Linked DNA regions of Homo sapiens: region 1 is linked to region 2. A link is a loop called in an ENCODE intact Hi-C map of the cell type or tissue named here. Cell type or tissue: heart right ventricle. All regions are shown on one strand. Region 1 overlaps CD44 (CD44 molecule (IN blood group)). Region 2 overlaps SLC1A2 (solute carrier family 1 member 2).

The links. Hi-C counts contacts between places; a loop is a spot of excess contacts. Peaks named below come from ENCODE experiments on the same cell type or tissue, not always from the same donor. Only the 100,000 strongest peaks of a DNase experiment are listed, where the experiment ranks them.
Region 1: it touches region 2 in a loop (2.3-fold over the local background); 3 of 110 quality-filtered maps call a loop at or near these places.

Annotation. Positions count from the first base shown.
Region 1 is chr11:35,190,040-35,195,039 of GRCh38, forward strand. It overlaps CD44 (CD44 molecule (IN blood group)), which reads left to right. Exons shown (of 18, transcript NM_000610.4): 5 at 1-26. Among named protein-coding and RNA genes, the nearest start is that of CD44-AS1, 22 kb to the right of the region's middle. In heart right ventricle, no CTCF peak of the experiment used is centred here; a DNase peak (open chromatin) is centred at 2,501; H3K27ac peaks cover 2,832 bases.
Region 2 is chr11:35,312,520-35,317,519 of GRCh38, forward strand. It overlaps SLC1A2 (solute carrier family 1 member 2), which reads right to left. Exons shown (of 11, transcript NM_004171.4): 2 at 4,858-4,997; 3 at 2,504-2,656. Among named protein-coding and RNA genes, the nearest start is that of SLC1A2-AS1, 33 kb to the left of the region's middle. In heart right ventricle, no CTCF peak of the experiment used is centred here; no DNase peak of the experiment used is centred here.

The sequences.
Region 1 (5,000 bases), 120 kb before region 2:
CAGCACAGACAGAATCCCTGCTACCAGTAAGGAGAATAAATCACTGTGCTTCCCAATAGCAATTCCCTGGCAAAATGTCTCTGACCTTCCTGAGCATTGCACACTCACGTGCTGATTTTCTCGTCTCTAGACAGCTGGAAGCTGGTGATGCCATTCAGGGAGGTGGGCTCTTGTGGTTGTCAGTAAACTGCCTGCATTGACTACTACTGCCTACCTTTTTTCCTCATCTATAACTGTTTTTCTTACCTTAGCATAAGAAGTGCCATATTGGAAGTTTTATTTTGGGGAGAGCCCTCCTTATTCTCTTATCCCCAGGTATACAGTAACAATTCAAGCCTGATATGAAAACTGTTTTCATTTTTTCATGTTTCCTTCTTGTTCTTATCCACCTATGGATAAGATTGTTTTCATAAAGTTGGGATCATAGAGTTTGCATACCACTCCACTAGCACCTTTTAAAAAACCCACTTATGCCTGAGGTTGCAATTTTTTGAATTTTTGCAATCAGACCTTGGTGATGACAATGAGCAGTAGGATATAAATAACTCCCACATGCTTAGCTTTCCAATAATGGAACAGTAGGCATACGTGGGTCAACTGTGGCTTTTTATGTTTTAACTTGATTTACATTCATACTATTGATAGTGTAATATTCAGTGATTTTCACCAACGATAATTTACTCAACAATTCCTTTGTTTTTAGTCCAAGGAAGCATATCTGGAAGAGTTTTCTGGTGAAATTAAATCAGCTTAAGAGCTCTATAATCCAGCCTGTTGGGGAATGTTCTCAATACTTACTTGGTGTGTGGGGGTAATTCATTACTTAGGGTTGCAAGAGTGGAAGTATGTAAACATTGCGTTCCATTCCTTTGGAGTTTGCCCCTCGCGCTTCAGCTCCACTGGAAAGTGTTTACATCTCTCTTGTCTCCTGTTTCCCTCTTTGCTTTTCTTCTATGGTTTGTTTTGAAATGGGCTCCCAGATGGGCCATGTTCCTCCTGTGGAGGATTAATCAAACTCAAATAGGGCATCTGCCTCTGGAGCGGTTTTCCTAGTATGGTGTGGATGTTCTCTTTTCCTGGCTATAGCTCCTGAGGGGTGAAACTTGGGCCTCCAAAGAGTGTGGCAGAAATGCGCTGGCTTGTGAATACTCAAGACAGGGCCCTTCTCTATTCCTTGTCACCCAGAAGCCAGGGAAACCCCCACAGTACTGTGATTTCATTTAAGGTCACTTGCGCAATAGTGTTTTAAATTTCTGTCAGTCTCTGGCTGAGGGCATGATACAAATAGGCTTGGGGTTCCCATCACTCCCTGCACATTCTTTGAAGCTTTTTAAAAAGCAGAGTTTTCAAGCTGCCCATACTTTCTTGGGTTATTGGCCCTCTTGAGTTTGCATCGGCTTATTGTTGGTAGTCCCGTGGGCAACCCTTCTTGAGAGAGGCTTCTGCAAACCAAGCGGGCCGTGCTGCTAGCTACTCACTGCTTCTTGGGTTCCCTGTCTTTTTAAAGTAACCATGTCGAAGGTGCTTATCATTATGGTAGGCAATTTTGTCGGATGTTAGCGAACACAATAATTAGTGGTCTCAGCAGGAAGGAGAATAGGTCTACCCTAAAGTACCACTTCCCACCAAAGAAGAAAATCCTGATAAAACATAACTTGGGACTATATGTAGTTAACATTCAAACCACTAATAGCCTATATAAAATAGTATTTCATGTGTGTTTTAAAAACACACATTTCATTAACCCCTATAGAATATCTCTTAAGAACTGTATCTTCCCTTCCTAAGTTAGTCAGCAAACGTATTTTGAGAACCTACTACGTACCAGGCCTATTAGAATGCTTGGGATCGAAGGATAAACATAGTTAGGAAGTAATATTGAAGAGAGGCAAGGATTACTGAGATATTTATTCATTCAATCAATATCTGAGGTCTTCTGTATGCCAGACACTGCTCTAGGATGCTAGGAATTCAGAGTTGGACTTACCTTCATGGAGACTACATATTATTGGTTTAGAAATCAGGGAAAAGGAGTGTTTATGAGATTTAACTAAAACATAGTTCAGGATTTGAGCTGAGAAATGAATTGTGCCTTTCTCCTCCCAGATAAATTAGTTAAGTTTCCTTCAGCAGCTAAAAAAGAAAGAGACTAATGAGTCTACCAAATGAGTCCAGGGCTAACCTGAGAGTCACTGAAGTACTATAGGACCCAATGGGACCAGTAGCAGCTCCAAGTGGATCACTTCATGCAAAGAAACATACCAAGGCAAACAACCTGGTGGAAACTTGAACGTAGCATAATGGCATGCCAGGAAAAGTCAGCACTGTTAGGTTCCTGAGTAGAATCGTATTTCTAAAGTCCAGTGAGGAGATTTGCAAAACCTTATCACTGTTGGACTGAGAGCTGGGACAGAGTGACAGGGAGTGATTGCAAAGCCTCCCTCATGCATTGCAGGAGGGCAGGGGTCAAGAGGAGTGCTGGCTGAGAGCACAGAAGAAGCGGTCTTTGGCTCGGCTGGCTCATTCCTTCCTGAAGGGCCTGTAGTGGGTGGCAATAGGGACAGCTAGTAAGAATAACCATCTGGGTAGCTTTAGGCTTCCAGCAGGCTGTTTATCTTGAGTGTCATCAGCCTCTTCCTATTGGTGACCTGGAACTCTCTGGGATCAAGAAACCTAAACTAATTCAGGAAGCAGACTCCTGCCTTGGAACACTGTATTTCCTTGTCTTCTGGGTGTCAAAGGAATTCTTTCTTTTTTTTTTTTTTTTTTTTCAGATCTGGTATGGCCTATTTGGGTGGGGAAAATTAGAAATTCTGCTGGCTAGGCAGTAGCTTTTTCCATTTTTCCCCCTCATACCACTCCTTTCAGGAAGACAAAAATAACGCCTATTTCTATCTTGTTCTTGTAGGTTTGTTTCCTCTGGTACTATTTTTTCCTGTTGTACTATTGGGTGAGGGTGGTGGGAATTATGCATCTTTAATAAAGTTTCTGAGGTGAGAATGTGGTGTCTGTGGATTTTCCCGGGGATGCTCAGGTTTGTCTGGAGGCTTCATGGGTAAAATTGGCTCCTATTTCTCTACTCTCTGTTCTGAACTAATGTGTCCTTTGCAGCAGGGGTGTCCAGTCTTTTGGCTTCCCTGGGCCACATTGGAAGAAGAATTGTCCTGGGCCACACATAAAATACACTAACACTAGCCATAGCTGATGGGATAACAACAACAAAAAAAGCTTATAATGTTTTAAGAAAGTTTATGAATTTTTGTTGGGCCACATTCAAAGCCATCCTGCATCACAGGTGGCCCACAGGCTACGGGTTGGACAAGCTTGATTTAGAGGACAGAACATACTGTGCCAGCTGTTGGCATTTTATATAGATAGAGTCAAAGTTTTTAACCTAGGGTTCATGGACCTTCAGTAGGTTCAATGGTAGACCATAAGGCATTCTAGAACTATCTGAAATAATATGCAAAATTTTGAGTGTGTATATGTAGCATCACTTTTTTGAGGAAGGAGGACATAACGTAGATTTTCAAAGGGATATATAATTTAAAGTGGCTTTTTAAAATCTCAGCTGGCTTAAATTAGATATTTATCCTGATGGTTTTTGCCATTCCATTTCAATAAGAAAACATGCTGGACTCAAGTCAAACTTGAGAGTCGAATGAGAGATTTTAAATTGCAAAATGTTACTGATGATATTTTCTCTAATTTGAGAAAAGTCTGGAATTTCTCTAACTTTGGCAACTCTAGTTTTTGGTAGAAACACATATTGAATTAGAATAAAAAGTGACAGAAATGATAGATGGATACCTGAGGAAGTTTTATCTGATTTCGACACTTTGAACACATTTTCTTTGCAAAGTTCCTGCTCAAGTATGAAGTTTGACCTGAGGCTGATGCGTGTGGGCGGAGCTTTGAAATGCCAGTTGTCATCACAAACTACCTGGGTACAATGCTAGACAGATGTGAAAAATACACACTAGCAACCCAAAGATAATCCAAAGATAAATGCATGAAAGCAGTCGTTTGAAATGCTGCTTCGAAAACCTCCAGCTCATGGCTCAGTCGCCCAATCAAGTAAATAGAAAATCTCTTTCCTTCACAGGTTATTAAATTGCTGCTTGATTTTGCTTTGATCATGAATTCAGGGGATTCAGTTTGAAGAATGAGTAGCATGAAATTTATACCCATGAGGAATTTGCATTTCTGATGTTGTCCTAAGATTGTGGGAGACATTAGGAGTCTGGAAAGATAAAACCAGGCCTAGATTTTCTTTTCTAATTATCATTCAATAATAGATACAGACATCATATATAGGCAGAACTGAAAGTAAAGATTTGTAGAGGGAATATCACTAAGTGATACTTTCATAATTGATCCAGTTACTTCAACTGTGCACTCAAACAGCCACGCAACAGCTCAGGAGCAAAATAACTAGATATGGTCCTGGTTTGGTAATTCACAGCCTAAGACTCAGGATCTCACAACAACAGCAACGACAGGTAAACTGCTTTGTCTTTTGCTTATCAGCTCTCCTGGATGTCAGACCTTTTAGTGTTAGGGGAGAGGACGTCCATTATCACGTCAAATCTCCTTCATCATTCTTAGTGAGAATAGGGTCTTGTACCACTTCATATATCAGAAAGGCCTGTGGATCTGGGGATATGATTGATATTCTTAAATGTCCTGTATGTTTTCCTTTTGGCAATGTGTATATAGAATCAGAATGATTTTTCCATCAGAGGAAGGAAAAACTATGAATCAATAGTTTTGAATGAATGAATGAAATTATGAAAAACTACAAATGAATGAATTGACTGTGTGATTCAATGAGAAAATGTCCTTTAGAAAGAAGTCTGCCGGAAAGTGCAGGCTTCTCCTTTCTGCTGATCTGATTCTCACAGCCAGTAATAAGAGAAGGAAATGCAGATTTCTCTCATCAAAGTGTAGGCCCTGAACCCTTCTTTGGACACTTAAAATCTCAACTGTAAAGTGTAGGA
Region 2 (5,000 bases):
TGACGTTAGCTTCATATTACTCAAATGTGTTAATGGTTGATTAAATCTCCTACTGTAGTCTTCCCTCAATATCCATGAGAGGGTTGGTTCTGGGACTCCCAACAGATACCAAAATCTGAGAGTGCCCAAGTTTCTTCTGTAAAATGGTGTAGTATTTGTATATAACCTATGCACATCCTCCTGTCTACTTTAAACCACCTCTAAATTATTTACAATACCTAATACAATGTAAATGCTATGTACATAACTGTTATACTATATTTTTAACTTGCATTATTTTGTATTTTTTATTAGTTTTTTTTCTCAAATATTTTCAATCTGCACATGTGGGACTCACAGATATGCAGGGCCGACTGTATTGAATATTTGATCAATCCCATAGTTTATCATTCTATTATCCAGGGAGATTTTCAAGATTTTACAGAACTGGGAGAGTTGGAGATCCTCCTGTTTAGAGTTTACAAATGGTCTGTAACAAATTTTTTGTCAGTCTGCAATAATGAGTTAAAATAAAGTTGAAGACATCCCATTTTTAATTCTGAGATTATTCCTTTCCACTTTTTATTTTTTTTGGTCTTAACATCTCCTTTGTTTTATGAAGCGATGCTGCTGGTACATGCTAGTTTTTAACTTGTTTATTTATTTATGTTTTAATGTCCTCACTTGGAAGACTAAAAAGCTAGTAGTTCTGTGCCACACTCAAAATGTCTTTTGAATATATTACTGGTAACTGACATGGAGAGTCTGAGAATAACGATTTTGCCCAGTCCTCTCATTTCTCTGAGGTGAAGCATGAAGATCCACATTCCCAGCCTCATGCAGGGATTAGGGAACACCCCGTGAAGCACCCTGCCAATGGTGGGCACTTCATCTATACCTAGGGAGGTTAGAGGAAATTCCAAGCAAATTCACAAAAACTCCAGCCCCACTGGGTTTTTTTCCAGTTGTTTCTTGAATGTGTTCACTTCCTGGTTTCAGTTCCTGCTTTTACCAGAAAGAGAGATTGAACCCCTTTTTGGGTGTTAGTCCTTTTTGCTATGGGGGAAGAAGTTAGTGATGTGAGCTGCTCTAAATTAAGCTGACCTACGTGTGACCTACTTCTCTTTACAACCTAGTCTAATTCTAGCCGACGGGAGCTAGGTTTCCCCACCAAGTTGGCCAACGTATGACCTGTTAACAGGTGCAGAGAACATTTTCTCTGGTTTATAGAGGAGCACTGATGGTAAATGCACCCTTTCACTCAATCTAGCGCTGAATGATAAGGTCCCACTTAGCCCCTAAGTGCCTGATCCTGAGTTCCAGCATTTCAGGTACTGGGGTCACTGGTCAACCAGCTGAAGCCTCAACCCAGCTCAGCCCCTGAATCTCCTGGAGTTACCAGAGCCTCACTCACTTCTTTCATGAGGTGGCCAGTCCAGGGGAACAACTTCTCCAGATCACTTAGCTGGCTGGTACCCAAATATGGACCAAAGCTCAGCTTCCTGCCCTTAACTCAGAGTTTAGTCTCCAAAGGGCATCAATTTATACCCTGTTTGAGCAATATTATTTGGTAAGGAGGAAAATACCAGTATAAGCCCACAGAGGAAGAACAAATTCTTTCAAATAAAGTAATTAATTATTTTAGTCAAAGATAATTGATGCTGGGACTCAGGATATACACCTGTTAACAAATCATACATTGGCCAACTTGGTGGTAGTGAAAAATAAGTGAACATGATGCCACATATTAGGAGTAACTTTGTTCTGAAAAACTCAGAGGGCTTTCATACCTAGCATTTCATTTATTTTTAATGCCAATCTCCCTCAATTCCCAATTAAAATAGTAGATAATTTCCTTTTCCATCTATTACCTTTATCAGTATCTGAACAAAATATAATTTAGAAAGGGGAGAAAAGTAGACATTAAAAATTAAGGCCAGGTGCAGTGGCTCATGCCTGTAAACCCAGCACTTTGGGAGGCTGAGGCGGGTGGATCATGAGGTCAGGAGTTCGAGACCAGCTTGGCCAATATGGTGAAACCCTGTCTCTACTAAAAATACAAAAATTAGCCAGGCATGATGGCACATGCCTGTAGTCCCAGCTACTCAGGAGGCTGAGGCAGGAGAATCGCTTGAACCCACGAGGCACAGGTTGCAGTGAGCTGAGATTGCACCACCGCACTCCAGCATGGGCAACAGAGGGAGACTCCATCTCAAAAAAAAAAAAAATTTAAAACCACTAGAGGTATCATCACTTGTAACATGTGGCTGTGTTTCCTTTTCTTTTCTTTTTTTTTTTTTCTTTTTTTTGCTGGAGAGAAAGACAAATAGACTGACTAATCGATGGCAAGCTTTTATTTCTTTAGGGTTGATTATCCTCATTTCAGAGACGGGAAAACCAAAGCTCTGAAATGAAATGACATAGACGATCACATTCACTCAACCAAATTGAGATTCTACAGTTAATTAAAAGCCAGGGCAGGAGTATGACCCATGTTAGCCAGGCACTAGTGAGGTAGTCTTACCTGTGATTAAGCTGGAGATGATTAGAGGGAGAATGAGCATTTTTAGCATCCTCATGAGTATATCCCCTGGGAAGGCTATTAACATAACCACATCAGGGTGGATGGGAGATGCCAAGCGAAGAAGCCCTCCACACACTGCTCCCAGGATGACACCTAAAAGGAAGGGGAAAACAATATGAATTTATTTTTTGCCTTCGTCAAATGACTTACTCTAGACACTTATTTCAGCAACATTGACCTTTCTCATGCTTCTGCAGTATTAAATGATGAACAATGTGTAACAAAAACAACATTAGATAAGTGAAGCTGATTTTGATGACTAGCAAGAGAACTTTCTATACCTCCAACTATTCTTAAAAAGTCAGCACCCAAAGAGTCAAGGAGAACTCAAGGCTTTATGAAAGTGCACACTGGCAACTTGACTCCAACTTATTTGAGGCTATTTGTCTACTTGGAGCCAGAAATTGTTTATAGAAATAAACTATAAGGGGCTGGGCACAGTGGCTTGTGCCTATAATCCCAGCACTTTGGGAGGCCGAGGCGAGTGGGTCACCTGAGGTCAGGAGTTCGAGACCAGCCTGGCCAAAATAGTGAAACACCATCTCTACTAAAAATACAAAAATTTAGCTGGGTGTGGTGGCGGAAACCTGTAATCCCAGCTACTTGGGAGACTGAGGCAGGAGAATTGCTTGAACCCAGGAGGCAGAGGTTGCAGTGAGCTGAGATGGTGCCATTGCACTCCAGTGTGAGCAACAGGAGTGAGACTCCATCTCAAAAAAAAAAAAAAAAGAAAGAAAGAAAGAAAGAAAAAGAAAAAAGAAAGAAAGAACCCACAAGGACAGATATTGCCTCCTTGCCCAGCTCAAGCTTGGCCACATGGCATGGCATTTAATGTGTGTCTTCTCATTGTAACTGGAGGCAAGATAAAATGAACATTTAATTGACCAAGCTAGTGTGAATTCTATTTTTTTCTTCCCATCTATTTTCTTTGGCTTCCAATAATTTCCTCATGGCTCACTCTCAAGGCTTGTCCTTGACTTCTATGTCCTTTTACATAGCTTTTAGATTGCTGATCTTATGGGAGCTCAAGAATGGACTCTAAGATATATAATTTTGGAGGAAACAATTTAGGCAGAGATGCTGGCAGGGATCTTTCACTTTACAGACTCAAAGTTCCCAGAAGAAAAATTTTATATCTCTGCAAATGGGTGGCCAACATGAATGACCCTTTCAGAAACCACAAGTTGGGTCATAGTACCACTGGCCATAAGGGAGGGATGGAGTTCCAGGAATGCAGGCTACAGTGTTAATTCCACAGATGAGGAAGGAGTAATGTGGCTGAAAGCCTGATTTTTTTTCTTCTGCAGGTAAAAATCCCACTCTCCAACTTCTTCAAGTCCTGTGATGAATTAGATGTGGTTACATGGCGGGTAACCTTTGGAAAACCTAACCATGCCTGTGGTTTCTTATTAAGTGAACTTAGCTGTGGCGAGCTCCCAGTCCTGATCCTGGGCCACTGGCAACCAAGGCATCTGTCTCAAAGGAAAGGCCATGGAATGGAGGGGTTCAGGTAGGTGTGTGCAGGTGGGTGGGTGGGAAGGACAAGTTGTTCACTGCTTCTCTGTGAAACCTAAGTGAGAGCTGCAGAACAAGGGAGGGATTGAGAAAGGAAATGGTGTGGTTGTCATTACAAGAAACTGTATATTGCCCCATTTTCAATAAACCCTCACGGGAATCTTAAGACCAAGATTGTATCAATAGCCTGAGAACAACCATCGCCTGGGTGAGGCCTGAAGCAGAGGAGGAAGAGGACTTGCAAGATGGAGCTGGAGCAGATCAAGGCATTGGGGCAAACATCTTCCACACTGACCTCATTAGCTAATGTGCCCAAATTACCTAAATTAATGATGTGTCTGAAGAAGCTCAGACCTTGGGAGCCATTTTAGTGGGGTTTTGTGCAATACTTGTGCTTATCTTGATGCAGGCGGTTCTCTAAATGTGGTCCATGGACCAATGCTTTGGAACCACCTAGGTTTGCTAATATGTAGATTGCAGGACCTCATTTCAGGTGGCCCAAAGCAAAGTCTCCATAAGTATAGGAATCCACATGCCAACACTCTCACAAGATATTTATTTGCAAAAAATTTAAGAACTACTAGAATCCAAAGGAGAATGAATGGCTAGAGGAGGTAAGGAGGAAAATTATATCACTGAAGCCTGGGCAGACAGGGCCCTAGGCAAACCACGTGGCTTCCTTTCTGGTGGAAGGGCTGGCTGCTGAGACCAGCTGCCCCACAGAGCCAGGAGAGTCCCAGAGAAGAGGGGGCTGGGGGTGGGGTAGTGCAGGTACCTACCAAACACCGTCAGGGTGAGCAGCAGATTCTTCCCCAGCTTGTCACACAGGCGCAGGCCCAGGTGCCGGTGCTTGGGTTCCTCTGAGCCAAGATGACTGTCGTGCATTCGCACTTCCACCTGCTTGGGCATATTGTTGGCACTG